2 separate regions of the Homo sapiens genome follow, and region 2 is linked to region 1. Evidence: read pairs that join two places in POLR2A ChIA-PET (ENCODE). Cell type or tissue: CD4-positive, alpha-beta T cell. All regions are shown on one strand.

Region 1 (8,000 bases):
AGTTGCTTTGGCCATTCCTCAGAAAATTAAACACAGAGGTACCATATAACCCAACAATTTCACTACTAGGTATGTACCCAGGAAAAATAAAAACATGGGTCCACACAAAAACTTCTACACAAATGTTCATAGCAGCATTATTCGTAATAGCCAAAACATGAACACAATCCAAAGGTCCATTAATGGGTGAAAGGATAAACAAAATGTGGTCTATCCACACAATAGAATATGCCTTGACCCCCATAAAAAGGAATTAAGTATTGTTACAAGGTACAATGTGGATGAACCTTGGAAACCTTATGCCAAATGAACAAAGCCAGTCACAAAAGCCCACATACAAATCTACAGAGACAGGAAGCAGATTAGTGGTTGCCTAGGGCTGGGGGTAGGGGTTGGGGGAAATAAGGTTTAGGTTTCTTTTAGAGAGGATGAAAATGTTCTAAGATTAGATTGAGAATGGTTATACAACCCCTATATTTAAATAGTATATAAAAATATATACATTTTAGTAAATATACTAAAAAGCAATGAATTGCATATTCTAAATGGTATTTGAATTGTACACTTTATATCATATGTGAATTATATCTCAATAAAGCTGTCTTTAAAAAGGATTCCTTTAAAAAAAAATACTCTAGCAAACCTAGAAACAAAAAATGAAGACCATGCACTACTTTTGAATTATGTGGATTTTTAAATCCACTTAAATGGGCTGCTGTGGTCATTAAAAATTATGTTTTTGAAATATGCTTGTTTACTACACGAATAAAGCAGAGTACAAAACTATAAATAAATTTTATAAAACAAGAATATATTTTTAAAGAAAAGGCTGGTATTAATCGTGATTATCTTTAGATGGCCGAATTATGAGTAATTTAAATATTGTGCTTTAGAATTTTCTATCCTTTTCTAAATCTTCTCCAATAAGCATGCATTGTTTTTATAATCATAAAAATAGCATTTAATGTCTTAGATGAGCCACACGTACCAGGAACTCAAGTGGCAGAAGGATTTAACTACATTCTTTACTAACATCCTGGATGAGAGGGTATTTTCCCTCTGTCATGAATGACAATAAAAAGGCTAGCATACATCCCTAGTCCTTTTCAGTTAAGTAACACTGCGTAAAAAACACCCCAAAACTTCATGGCTTAAAACCACTGCCATTTTATTGGCTCATAATGACATGGGTCAAGAACTCAAGGAGGCTCAACATTGTGTTCCTGCGACAGCTCAGCGAGGGCTGGTGATCCAAGGTGACCCTACACATGTATTGAGGTCTTGGTGATGTTGTTCAAAGAGTGAAGGACATGCCATCCCAAAATATGCCGGATTTTTATATTGATTAGTGTGAGCTGAAAACACTGAAAAAGTTGTAGATTCCAACTTGACCCCAACAAGCCAGGTGACCTGGGTCTTCCTGCATGTAGCAAGCCACAAAGATTCCTTTGGGAGGGGCCCCTCACCTATTCAGGCGAGAAAATAGCCCTTATCCCAGAGACTAGGGTTTGGAAGATGCAACTAACCTGAATAAGGAAATTTCTGGAAGTAGCCCTTATCTTCTACCTGTTTTATACTCCCCATGTATCCTCCCAGTGACTCCCCTAGAAATGTACTGCCCCAGATTTTTTCTTGTCATTTCTTCTCAAATGTATCGTTCTCAGCATAAAAGTGTCTTGCTTTGGCCAATTCCTTTGGATTTCACTCTTTTAAAGATTCCCAGGTGCAAGTAACACTAAGAAAATTTGTATTCCTTTCTCCTATTAATCTGCCTGATGTCAACCTGACTTCTAGATCCAGCTGAAGAGCCCACTAAGAGCTAAAGGGAGGTTGGAGGGGACCTCTGTCTCCCCTACACTGTCAGCTAGGCCTTCTGAGCCACCTGGCTTCTCAAGACCTGGCTTCTCAGCCAGACACAGTGGCTCATGCCTGTAATCCCATCACCTTGAGAGGCCCAGGCAGGAGGACTGTTTAAGTTTCAGAGTTTGAGACCAGCCTTGGCAACACAGTGAGACCTTGTCTCTTCAAAAAATTTTAAAAATTAGCCAGGTGTGGTGGCATGCACCTGTGGTCCCACATACTCAAGAGGCTGAGGTAGGAGGATGCCTTGAGCCTGGGGGGTAGAGGCTGCATTGAGCCATGATGGCGCCACTGTACTCTAGCCTGTGTGACAGAGCAAGACCCTATTTCTAAAAAAAAATAAAATAAATAAAATTAAATTAAAATTAAAAAATAAAACGCAGGAAAAGAGGTGAAAACTCCTAATTTCAGCTACCAGCAATATTTTACTGTAGCAGAAACTGACTAACTTTCCCTGCAAGGGTTAGACAGTAAATAATTCTAGGCTCTGCGGGCCACACAGTCTCTGTCACAATGACTCACCTCTGCTGTTTGAGCAGCTACAAACTGGCAAACAAATGAGTGTGGCTCTGTTCCAATCAAACTTATCTACAGACACTGAAATTTGAATTTCATAGAATTTTCACATTATGAAATACTTTTTTAGAAAACCATTTTTTTTTTTGTACATACGTAAAAACTATCCTTAGTTCGTGGCCACACAAAAACAAGCAGCGGGCCAGATCTGGCCCACAAGCCATAGTCTGCCAACTCCTGTGCTATAGTTAATTCAAGATATAAAAATGCTCAAAGAGGAGTACTCTGTTGCATACCTTATCCACAAATCCACACACCATCCCTGTGTAGAGAGCACACAACCCTTAGCTACTGAATTTTTCACTGTCCTCAAACTGTTCTACTTAAGAGCCAAAGTTACTTTTCATTAAACTTTTCTCAGTATTTCAACTACTGTTTCTTTTTAACCTAGCAACTATCAGGCCTACTCATTTCCTCTGCCAGGAGGCAATGGTAGCCCTCAAACCTCAAGTATGCACACCTTGCCTTTATTTTCTAGAAAAGGCCAGCAATCTAAAAATTAGGAAACCACCCTGTTCTGATCATGCTATTCCTAATATAGTGTTTTATTTTACTGATAAAACAAAGCATTGCTGACTTACAAATTATTGGACAGTAACAGTGTCCATGAACCTAAAAAAAAAGTGCCATCAACTTGACACTTGAGAGTTTAGCTAACAAAGTACACAAAGAACAAACCACATGGTTGGTGCTCCGTGGTGGGGGTGGCAGAAGCAGGAACCCGCTGACAAGCACATCACAGGCCCTCCAAAACCTCAGAGTATCTGTTCTTCCATTAAACCTGCCTCACTTGTGAATTCCTCCAGACTGAGCCAGTCTGAACTTGGCTCCTAGACTCTCTACTCAGGGAGGGAGAACTAGAACCTGAGGTTAGTCAGGTTCACACACCACATTAACCCTTGCTGGGAACACTTGGTAATTGCAACAGGATCTGAAGAGACACAGATGGTCCAGTCATCTTTACATATGCATCATTTGCGTCTGAAAATCCTGGCACTACCCATGACCTTGGGAATGAACAATGTGCGGTCATCTACCATGTCACCTGCTGTCTTCTTTACAACAAGACTGATCTTTCAGATCCTTCTTTATTTTTGCGTAGCTGAGGCCATTTCTGAAGCCAAAAAGAAAAGAAAAAGAAAAACAACAACAACAACAACAACAACAAAAACAGCTGACACGACAGTACAGTATAAATAAAAATGAAGAAACTTTATGTTGGATCAAGCTGATAAATTACTGTTCAACCAGCAGCCTCTCTAGCAAGGGCAGCTATCTGAGCTGAAGACACCTGGACTGCTCTCTGACTCAACTCTTATGAGTTCTGCTCATACCACCGAGTCAAGGCTTTAACAGTATTTGCATTTGCCGTTTTTCACTGTGATCTTAAGTCACAGTTTTTCACAGTGATCCTAAGTCTTCCATGCTGTGGTACAGACCCCAAGTTTTCGCAACTCAGAGGTGGGCCAAGTGCAAGGGGACCTGAGTCAGAGCCAGGTTTGATCCTGACCGCAGAGCTGACAGTGTGGACTTAGCCGAGTCACTTACTCTGATCTGTTTGCTCATCTGTCAAATGTGAATAATGACTTGTCCCCAGCCTTCTCCTCAGTGCTGGGTACAGGTCAGGTGAGATGACAAAGGTGAAACTGCTTTGTCAACTGTCGAAAACAAGTTATTTTCTTCTTCCATTAACTTTCCCCCTCAAGCAGCAACTGCTTTCTTCTGTTCCCTTCTGCAGGGTTTGATAAAGAAGTCTGTTGAGCACGTGTTTATCATGGTTTTTAATCACAGCTTCATCTTTCCAGACTGCAGCGTCCCTCCTGACTGTAATTTCTTCTCATGGTTTGGTACCTCTTTCAGTCGCCCCTCCCTTAGCCTTTCCCAGTCTCTCTTGTAGCTTTCCTACCAAGCAGTTCACACACACACACACACACACACACACACACACACACACAATTCAAAGTGTGTCAGATCTTGAAATATTTTCTTTATATCTCTCCTGGAATCGCCCAGCGCTTCCTTGCCCGGAACGTTCCTGGCTACAATAAGCACCACATCGGCCAAATACCCATTAGAAACTGAATGATTCCTATCTGAAATACTCACAAGAAGCCTGGAGCCCATTACTTTGTGTGTAGAATGTAGTCTTTTTCCCCCCCTTAAATGCATTACCTCACATCTGTCTGTATTACAATTTAGTATGCCAACTTCCCCACTCACAGTTTCAGGCCTGTGGCAAACCATCTTTCAGTTTATTTTCCCCACTGGCTTGCTGTTTTATGACTTAAAAATACTTGAGAGCAAAATGTAAATTTAGGCAATCTCAAAGACATTACTGATTGGGTCGTTTTAATTAAAAACCAGCATTAGTATCTGTGGTACTAACAGTTAATACTAGGTACGCTTTGTCTGAATCCCTTATTTTTTCTTTGATTGCCACTGCCTCTACTTCTTTTGCCAAAGAAAGTTGTTTAAAAAACTTTTAAGCTTATATTCCTTCTGCCAAAAGCTAACACACAATGTGTTTTATCATTATTCTTTGTAATGCGCTTGTTTCATTATACTGTTTCTTATACATATATGTTCATAATTTTTAAAAATATACCTATTGGCTTTCCTTGTCCTCTTAAAAATATTCCCTACCTCAAACAAAACATTCTATTAGTGAAACATAATTTGTCTATCAGAAAACCTGACACACCTTCCAATGTCCAGTATCAGCTCGAGCTCCCTGGCATCAAAACAATCCCTGGTCTATAGGATGCCACCCACTAAAAATCTTTCCAGTGTCTCAGGCATATGGCAAAGTGGCCATTTGTAAATTACCCTGGAGTTCCTTGAACACTTCTGTGAAAATGCACAGCCCATGACTGTTGCTTCCCAGCATGTCACCGCCCTGCCAAGTCATCTGAAGTTGTGCTTTGGTGGGTCCTTATAGCACTGCTTATGGACATCTTGTCCACAGCTGTCCGATACACAGCTGCTTCACTTTTGTGTTCCTGACCATTTCGGCAAGTGTCCAGCTAGTAAAACAGGGTGCTAGTAAGGGTTATTTTTACACCTGTGGAACCCGTGCAATAACAGAAACCGCATTACTGGTGACACTCTTGTCATTTAATTTCAACCACAGTAGATCTGCCATGTATATATTTTTTCAAGAAGTCTAATGTTTACATTTTCAATAGGACTTTGATTCTGAAAATGGTTCTGCTTGAATTGAGTATTTAAAGTTATGAGATAAGAAGTACAACTTATAATTACACAGCATAAGAGATTATATCCAGATAATTTTTAAAAGGAGTTTAAGAGTCCCAGTGTATACTCTTCAACTGATTTTATTAAACAATGTTTTGGACATTTAGCATCAAGTCATACTATTAATGAATCATAATACTAAAAAATTTCAGAAGAGAGGCGAATCATTAAGACAATTTTCCTTGTGAAATTTTGGTCATGACAGAATCAAAATCTCAGGGTTAAGAAAGTGAAAAGGGTTGGGCACAGTGGCTTGCACCTGTGATCCCAGCTCTTTGGGAGGCTGAGGCAGGAGGATCACTTGATGCCAGGAGTTCAAGACAGGCCTGATCAACAAAGTGACACCCATTTTCTATAAAAAACAAACAAACAAACAAAAACTTTAAAAATTCGCTGGGCATGGTGGCATGTGCCTTTAGTCTCAGCTACCCAGGGGGGCTAAGGCTGATGCAGGAGGATCCCTTGAGCCCAGGAGATTGAGGCTGTGGTAAGCTATGATCCCACCACTGCATTCCAGCCTGGGTGACAGATACTGTCTCAGAAAAAAAGAGACAACAGAAGAGAAGAAGTGGGGGTGGCGGCGGGGCAGGGAGGGAGAAAGAGAAAAGCTACCTAGTCCTATCACTCGTCTGGTGCCATGCCCCTCACAGCAATGGCAGGCCATGAGGTCAGCAGACAACACCTCCAGTCATTCACACTGGTGACTGCAATACTCAGTTACCTATTTTGTTGTTTGTAATTTAATAACAATTACAGTTCTCTAATTTACTTTTTATATATGAATGTGAGTAGATTCAATGCCACGCCATCCTCTCCCTCTCATTCCAATATTCGCCTTAAGTGAGGCAGGGATCGAGTAATACTGGGCGTGTCAAGATTGCTGCAAACTTCCGACAGTGCCCATGGGAGTCTGCTGTGCTTTTGAGTGTTTATCCATCCTGTCTATCACTGTGGAAAACAACTTGGAAACATGCTGAACCGGCACATTTCGGATAATTTCAGGAACAGGAAACTCATTATTCCCAAAGGCAGTTGGCCAAATCCTTGGACAACTTGAACTCCTAGATAGTTGTTCTTCTCTCCTGAAGGAAATGTAATCTCCCAATAGATTCCACAAATTACGTCTTAACTAAACCCCACAAACCATTTGAGAGAGGGGACTTTAAACCCCTGGATTCCTTTCAGGGTTCTGAAAACTGACATCAGTAGGCATCAAAAAGACTTTTCTTCCTGTTAGTTATACTAGGTTGAGAAGTCACTCAATAATTGAAGAAAGCAAGCTCTATTTTCTTCTTATTGGATTTTTATTTTTTAATTAAGAGATGGGGTTTTACTCTGTTGCCCAAGCTGGAGTGCAGTGTTGCAATCAAAGCTCAATGCAGCCTTGAACTCCTGGGCTTAAGTTCCACCTCAGCCTCCTGAGTACTGAGACCACAGGCATACACCAACTAATTAGTTAAAAAAATTTTTTTTTAGTAGAAACGAGGTCTTGCTTTGTTGCCCAGGCTGGTCTCAAACTCCTGACTTCTAGCAATCCTCCCACCTTTGTCTCCCAAAGGAATGGGATTATAGGTGTGAGCCACCGTGCCCAGCCTCTATTTTTTTCTTTAATCTAGGAATAAAGTAGAGTATGGTACAAAGTAGGTAACATTTCAACATTTTAAATTTCTCACGCTGACGCAGCTAAATTAGACCATTTGAATTTTTCATGTCTGGAGACGCCAGAAGCGCATTTAGGGCCGTCTGTTATGAGAGGTATTCCGCAGCTGAAGAACGCGCACATTCTGTCTCCTGCTCCACAGTTACTTAGCACATACATGCTCACTCGTAAATAGCAAATGAGACCTTATTTGTTTTACTGGATTAAGTTCTTATACATTAAATGTGATATTCTGATATGCTCATGATGCGGCATGCTATGTGACACTATACTAATCTGCAATTCAAGTAGGCAAGAATAAGTCAGATTAAAAAAAAAAAAAAAGGATGAAGGAAATGTCGACCTCAGATGAAAGAGAAACCCTTCCTGAGACCCTGCCATTTGCCACAACACGAAGTGACCTGGAGGACATTATGTTAAGTGAAATACGCCAGGCACAGAGAGAAAAATGTTGCATGATTTTATATGTGGACTCTTTTTAAAAAGGTCAGGTATGCATTTAATCAAACAATGGTTATCAGAGCCGAGGTGGAGGGAGGCCCAAATGAAGAGATGGAGGTCAAAAGATACAAAATAGCAGATACAGAGGATGAACAAGTTTAGAGGTCTAATGTAGACCTCATGTATTAACATGAGGCCTAGAGTTCAT
Region 2 (8,000 bases), 52 kb before region 1:
CAGACTGTGAGTATTTAACTCTCACAGTCTCTCCCACCAAACCACCCAGCATCACACACATATTCCTAGGAACAGCATAGATTGCCCTAAGTGATCTCTCAAAGGTTATTAGGTGAATAATACAGATCTTAAATAGCGTATTAGTTTCTTTAATATTTTCTCACAAATATCTCTTTTACATAAACTCTAATACATTGCCTTTCCCTGCTCATCAAGAATGTGAAAGAAATACTGAAAATAGACCTGCATTTGTTTAACCAAAAGCTAATATGTAATAAAAAAAAAAAAAAAAAAAAAAAAAAAAAAAAAAAAAAAAGATAAGGAAAGCCACTGGCTGTGGCTTTGTACAAACCTGCTGGGATACATGACACATTGTGCTTTCATTGCTGCCACCTCACCATGCAAGGGCTTTGCCTGTGTGCAAGGTCTTTTACTGTCAAATTTAAGAATCCCCATGATATTCTTTATTTGAGGACTCTAGTAATTTCTTATGTAAAGACAGTCTAGGGAGAATGTAAGAATATAAGCATTAGCTGTCACAACAGGATAAAACACAATTTTTCCTAATGAGAGAAAAGTTGGCCTATGGTTGTCATTATTCCCTACAATATTACAGCTACCTTAAGGGTGGGGACTAGATCTATTCATTTTTGCACACTTGGTACATCCCAGGAACCAACTACAAGAAACAGTTGTTGACCAAATTTTAAACTCATTCCCTGGGTTATAAACTTTTAAAGTGATTTTACTATTATATCTAGCAAAGAAAAATCCTGATATTCATAATGATCTCTCAGAAACCCAAAAGCTACAATGCCAATGATTAAGTTTCTGTTTACCAAGTTACCAAAGTTTAGACTGATTAAACACAAGATGACTTACTAAAAGATTATTTTACTGGCATAAAATAAATTCAATAAAATATTCTCCACAGACTAATTCCACCAGCCAAGCAATTTTTGAAGAAGTTGTTTGTTTTTGTAAATGTGCACAGCATCTCAAACTTATAAATGTTCATATCCATTATTTAAGTCCTTTTTATAGTATGAATCTTGATCGTTAGAAAAAGTCTCAAAAATCACAGAAAAAATTGTACCCTAAATGCTTTAAATTGTTGCTGTATACTCAGGAAACAGTAACGTCAACGAAGAGTCAAACTCTGTAATGTGAAGAGGTTTATTGTGAGCCAAATATGAGTGACCAACGGCTCATGACAGAGCCTTCAGGAAATCTTAAGAACATGTGCCCAAGGAGGCTGGGGCAGAGCCTAGTTTCACACATTTTAGGGAGACATGAGATATCAGATACACGTAAGATTCACATTGGTTAGGACATCTTGAAGCAGGGGAAGGCAGGCCTTCCAGGTCATAGGTAGATTGAAAAATTTTCTGATTGGCAACTGGTTCAAAGAGTTATTCTATAGAAAGCAATGTCTGAGTTAGGATAAGGGGTTTTGGAAACCAAGGGTATATCATGCAGATGAAGCCTTCAGGTAGCAAGCTTCAGAAAGAACAGACTGTAAATGCTTCTTATCAGACTTAAGATCTGTGTTGAGGTTAATGCTGGTTGGCTTCTCCTGAATTCCAAAAGGGAAAATGGTAGAATGAGGCATGTCCAACCCCCTCTTCCATCATGGCCTGAACACGTTTTTCAGGTTAACTTTGGAACACCCTTGGCCTACAGGAGGGGTCCGTTCAGATGGTTTGGGGACCTCAGAATTTTGTTTTTGGTTTACATAACTCTCCTTGCTAAAAAAATCCAAAACAACAATTTTCTCTCTTATTTCCACATGATTTGTTGACAGCCCATCAAACAGAACAATTTACCAGAAACTTAATAATGCTTAAGGATTATTAAGCTTTAATATACAAACACTTTTAAATTCACTGCCTCTAAACATACACTATTGAAACCTTAAAAATGACAGGATGGCTATTAAAAGCATGCTTCATTTAATATTTTACTTTTATGTGGTTAAAGGTCCACCATACTTGCATTCTTTTCAAAAATGTGGAAGCCTAAAGCACTCACTAGACCTATGATTCTAAGACAACTGCAGTCATACCTCGAGTCATACTGCAATTGGCAGAGGATGCTAGAATGGAATGACAATTTTTATTTCGAGGAAAGCAATCTATGCTAACTATAAAATAAGTTGTCCTTTTAAAAGAAAACAAAGTTCTGTATTATAATTAAAAAAATCAAGAGTGACTTTAAAGTAATATATAAACAACACTGAAGATAAATTTAAAATACAAATAATGACATATACTAAAAGTAAAATTCCAGGTGGTTTACTATTTCCACTGAGGAGGTAGAGCTAACCCCATCAGAACTTTAGGAAATGTCATTTTCCTAACTTGTTGACTAAATTAGCTAAATCAGTTTCACTAGTTTTCTCTTACCCTTTTTAACACTCTAGAGGAAATATATTTCCTATTCCAACCAAAGACAACCCAGTCTTTGCTGTAGTTTTTGTTTTTATTAGCACATGTAGATACATGATACATGTGATAATAAAAGTGTTCAATTCTAAAGAAGGAGTGAGCAGGGGAGCCCTCCTTTCTATAAGATGTCTTCAAAACAGGATTAAGAAAAAAAGATATTTTACTTTCACTAGATGACAAAAGGAAGCGGTATTAGATGTTCTCCAAAAATGTCTTTGGTTGACTGGACTAGCTACAAGATGCTCTCTGTATTTCTCAAGAAGTTTCCATCTGACTCCAAAAGCACACCCAAGGCCAGGCGCAGTAGCTCATGCTTGTAATCCCAGCATGTTGGGAAGGCCAAGGAGGGAAGACGCTTAAGGTCAGGAGTTTTAACACCAGCCTGTGAAACACAGGGCGACTTCATGACTACAAAAAAAAAAAAAAAGCCAGGTATGGTGGCATGCACTTGTGGTCCCAGTTATTTGGAGGGCTGGGGTTTCATATCAAACAGCCTTTTTGTTTGATATGAAGCTGGTAATGATACAATGCCATTTCCTCCACCTAATTTCCATAATGATTTACACTGTCCCTGATGATCACCATAACAGTTTAATCATGTGGTTTATATTTTTTCCTCTAGCCCTATGTTTTAAAGATTGTTTCAAGTGCTCTGCTTTGTAGCTATTCAGAATATAAGTAGCTACTTAGATGTTAAAATACAGAATTACTAGATGACTGTTAAAAACATGACTAGATAGGAATCATCTTTCTTATACATGAAATGGGGATTTTTACAACGAAAACTGCTTTCCCTTGTAGATGTGAATCCACCAAGTCAGCAGGTTCTAGAACTGCTGTATTTATCTGCCTTACAGCAGTGACCCAACCGTTCTGTTTTTAGACATTAGCAAATATATGATTATCAGCAAAACTTCAGAATGAGCCACAAAGGGTAACAAACTCAAAAACTTGAGCAACAGCAGAATTCATATTCTGTTAAGTTTTGGTTTCAAAATCCCCAACAGTCCTCTAAAGCTGGGACAGGATATGCAAATTGCAGGGATGACTCACCATCTATCAATTACTACAACATACTTGGGTTCTGGGTCCTCTCACCTTCCATCATCATCCACCCAATTAAGCCAGCAGACTCAGGCAAGGTTTGACACATCAATTCTCTTATTCTTCTTACAAGACTAAATACTAATGGACAGGAACATGGCAACAGGGACAAGAGAGTAGGTAGGAACTAAAATGACAGCTTCTCGCGATCAGGAGCCAAGTCATGCACCCTGCCCAGAAAGCAGCACAACAGGCCACACACGGTATACTAACACACCACAGGATACGACGTTCAGTTTTACTTTGTATTGATGGTCAATACAGAGTTTCTTTGCTTTAGCAATAATCCCTCTTCCAAATATTTTTTAATAACCTTTTTGTAAATAGTGATAATAACAGACTGTAACTGTCATGGGCTCAATGTTTTTGTCTCCCCCAAATTCCTACAATGCAACCCTAACCTCGAGTGTGACTTTGTTTGGAGATGGGGCCCTTAGGAGGTATTTAAGGCTAAATGAGTTCATCAGGGTGGGCCCTGATCTGATGGAATTAATGTCCTTTTAAGTACAGACACCAAAGAGCTCAATGCCCCCATCCCCAGCCCAGGCCCACCATGTGAGGACAGGGGCAGAAGGTGGTCATCTGCAGGCCAGAAAGAGACCCCTCACCAGAAACCGAACCCTGTCAGAACCCTGATCTTGAACTTTCCAGCTTCCAGAACTGGGAGATAATAAGTATCTGTTATTTAAGCCGTCCAACTGATGGCATTTTGGTGGTGGGTCTAAGCAGACTAATACAGTAGCCATAGAATAAGAATCTATGATTTCACGTTCTATGGAAGAAGAGGAAACTCTTCCTTACAGTACAATTTCAACTATGTAGAAGGAATAATGAAAATTAAAAAATCAGCAATTTGCAAATACCACAGTAATAACTGTTACACATTAAGAATCAGCAATAAATGTTCAATTTTTTTGAGCAAAAGTATGCTGAGAAACAGGATATTTACACAATCTCTAAGTATCTCCCACAACATACTTAAGAACAAAGGGAAACAACAGTGACTTAACAGTGGAGAGAGCTGACACTGACATCACCGTAACCAACTGACCAGAGTCAACAGCTTCAGTGATGAGATCAGTGGACATCACGCGCCTTCTGATACGTGCGCTGAGATGGACACAACACTAACGCTCTGGTATTCTCGTGAAAACTGCATAATGAATGTAATCATTAGGAAGCAAGCTCTCGGTGAGAGCCATTCTACAAAATAACCAGTCTTCATGAAAAGTGTAAAGGTCATGATAGACAAAGACAGGAAATAGTCCAGATTAAAGGAGACTAAGAGACATGACAACCAAATGCATCAGGTGATCCTGGACAAGAAAGAAAACAAAAGTGGAATGAGTGCGGAAATGTAAATAAGAGCTTTCTATTATTACGCAGTCATCTTGTATCAGTGTTAGTTTCCTCATATTCATAACTGTACTATTTGTTATATAAGATGTTAGCATCTGGGTGAAGGCCATATGGGAGTTCTTTGTATTATTTTTGCTACATTTTTATGTCTGAAATTGTTTCAAAATGAAAATAAAAACAAACATTAAAATGGTATTTTTAGTATAGTATGTACAACATTGTTTTTCTCCCTAATAATCTGCACCATCCTTACTAAAGTTGACAAGTTGGTGTTAGCTGGATTTGTCATTTTTATGCCACAAAATGCACCTTACATACAATTAATTGGAGTATTTCTCTCACACCCCACTGGGATAAGCAATGTCATCTGCTCTATTCCATGTGCAAGAAGCATGACCTCCGGTGTAGGCCACCAGGCACACTCATATCCCTGGCACCTAGCTCAGTGCCCCTTCATTGTTATTTTTTAATTTTACTCCATGACCTGCTGAACCAGCTAAGAATCTCTAGAGCTTATTTTGAAATAAAAATTATGGGGAAAAAAGGTAGGGGGAAATAGGACATAATATATTCTTGACTCTCTTACATTATCAAATTTGATGGATAATTTCCAATCAAAAGAAAAAAATATCTTACTTGTAGGAAGCGGTTGAGTTTCATATTTTGTTTTATATTCTTTGGTTTTCTATTTGTATGGCCCCTTTTCATCCTCAACATTCATCATTTCAAAAAATGGCCCATAACAATACATCACTAAGGCTAACTTTTATTTAAGGCTTAGTATACATCGGGTATCTGCTAACCACCCCAATAGCCTCCCATGTAACCACCTTAACCCTGTGAAATGGGCACAACTATTACACAGCCCCCCTCTTTACAGTAGGAAAGCAGAGGCTGAGTTAAGTGATGGCTCAAGGTCACAGAGACCTTTGCATGGCGCAGGGGATTCAGATCTGGGCAACACAGCTCCAGAACCTGGGCTCTTGGCCATGGCTCTCAACTGCCTCTTGTTTTATAAACACATAAATAAATGAAAGGGACATAATTTTTTAAAAGAAAAAGAAAAACCTGCTCAACTACTTAAAGTAGCCGGAGGGAAAGCTGCTTACGAGGTAGATGGGAGCTAGATTAAACAAACACACAGCCTTTCTGTAGAACACACTCACTTTCTGTAAGTCTATGCGATCCTCTGCTCTTTTTATTTTACCCACTTACCCACAGTAAAAATACCTTCATGGAAAAAAATCCCAACTTTGTCCCAGCTACCAGTAAGGAGAGGGAAAAAATATAATTATCTTCATCATTCAGGATAGGCTGGAACTTTGGGGTGCTCCTTGGAGCCAGGAGCAAAGGGTACAGGCAGGGGAGGGGACCTTGGGGCAAGAAACCCAGGTCAAAGGGATCCGAGACATGGCAGGCGCTGAGTCCTTCTCACCCGGACCGTCATTCCTTCTCGCCACACCCAGAGCTGTCTGCAATATGTTCCAAAAATGCTTCACACAACTGGTCACCAAGGAAACAATAAATGCTAAACACTCGCATGTAGTTTTGTTTTCTCGGATCTTTGCCCCAGTATGGAGGCAACTGGGCATAAGCAAGCGGGAGGCCAAGCAAGCGAATTCACAGGTAGAAAAGTGAGTGTCGGCTTCTCAAGGCATCTCAGATGCAGTGCTAGGAGCGTGGAGCTGCTGTGAGGAAAAACGGAGTCCACAACAGTGCCTGGCTCAGGCACTTCACTGTCATTGTCATCACTGTCCCCAGAGGGCTGCCCCAGAGTAGACGCTTAATAGATCTTTGCTGACTTTTATTGAAAACAAAATGTAGTTAAATCAAAATATGATTATGGGACTTAGAGTCACTATGAACATGAACTCAACATAGAACCTGCAGCTGATATTTCACAGAGCAGCTGAGAGGCAATGCCACCCTGAGCACCTGTGAAAACTGTGTCCACAAATCACAGAAGAGACCAAAGAGCCCAGCCAAAGAGGACGGGACAGAACAGAAGTGGCCTTGCCTGTTTCATTACTGCTGGCCAATCTAAAACTATCATGCATCACACCTTTTGCTATAGGAAACTGTAATGTCTTGCTCTGGTGTATCACCTTCCTTTCCTATGGTACTTCTTGTTTATTTTCAAGTTTGTTTCCTTTAGCGGTTACAGATTTGGGGGAACATTTAGACACTTGCTGACAAGGCTGTTCCAACAACTTTAGAACGCTGTATCCGTTTTGGCCGAGTTCTTTGCAGCAATATTATACCATATTCTGCATATGTTACTGTTAACCTGTTTGGCATTTACTCGCTTGTTTCTTATAATAGGATCTTTTATAAGTCCAAATTTAGAAAACCAATTAAGAGGTTATTATTCACATTAGAAATGGAGACTGCCTTAAAGAAGGATGCACTTATGTATTCCTGTCCAAGGTCCAATTCTTCTCTCTTTCTCTCTCTCCCTCTCCATAGCAGAGGTGTAAAGTGTTTTAGGAAGCATACATTTTTTTTAATCTATAGAGAAACCATTTAGGAGGGAGCATACACAACTATGACATAAAGCATAAATCATCTCTAATGTCACCAAATACTTACTGACCTTTACTAGGCTGTAAAATGTCTCCCCTGTCAAGTTTCATCTTAAGTAACCACTAACCTTAGTGGCTTGTGTCCCCAAAGAAAATTTCCAATTTCTATAAAACCTGGGTCTTAGGAGATAATGACTGCACTTTAACTGGGATTTCAAAGATGTAATCTACATCTTTTAGAGATCTATATAGTAACAGAAGACTACGATGGGGTGGAGAGAGTCATAGGTGAGCAACAGAAACAGTGAGGTGAGTATGAGAAGTGCAGCACATTTGGGGGAGGGAGGGAGGCAGAGGTGAAGCACGACAGATTTGGGGGGCAGTGACACTATTCTGTATCATACTATTAATATAATGGTGGGTATGTATCATTATACACTTGCCAAAACCCACAGAATGTACAACACAGAGAGAACCCTAATGTCAACTGTGAACTGTGGTTGACAATGAAATGTTATGGCAGGTTCATCGAATGTAACAACCGTCCTGCTCTGGTGCCAACTGGGAT

The links. ChIA-PET counts read pairs that join two places held together with the same protein. Peaks named below come from ENCODE experiments on the same cell type or tissue, not always from the same donor. Only the 100,000 strongest peaks of a DNase experiment are listed, where the experiment ranks them.
Region 2: POLR2A ChIA-PET joins it to region 1 with 24 read pairs; 14 of 35 experiments call an interaction of 5 or more read pairs at or near these places.

The regions. Positions count from the first base shown.
Region 1 is chr10:22,679,485-22,687,484 of GRCh38, forward strand. The region is part of intron 1 of PIP4K2A (phosphatidylinositol-5-phosphate 4-kinase type 2 alpha); the gene reads right to left. Among named protein-coding and RNA genes, the nearest start is that of PIP4K2A, 31 kb to the right of the region's middle. RefSeq lists enhancers at 2,880-2,999, 3,740-3,959, 4,500-4,569. In CD4-positive, alpha-beta T cell, no CTCF peak of the experiment used is centred here; DNase peaks (open chromatin) are centred at 2,387, 2,867, 3,197, 3,957 and 2 weaker places; H3K4me3 peaks cover 1,574 bases; H3K27ac peaks cover 7,061 bases.
Region 2 is chr10:22,627,316-22,635,315 of GRCh38, forward strand. All of the region lies in intron 1 of PIP4K2A (phosphatidylinositol-5-phosphate 4-kinase type 2 alpha), which reads right to left. Among named protein-coding and RNA genes, the nearest start is that of PIP4K2A, 83 kb to the right of the region's middle. In CD4-positive, alpha-beta T cell, no CTCF peak of the experiment used is centred here; DNase peaks (open chromatin) are centred at 2,826, 3,506, 4,616, 4,866 and 1 weaker place; H3K4me3 peaks cover 1,204 bases; H3K27ac peaks cover 7,786 bases.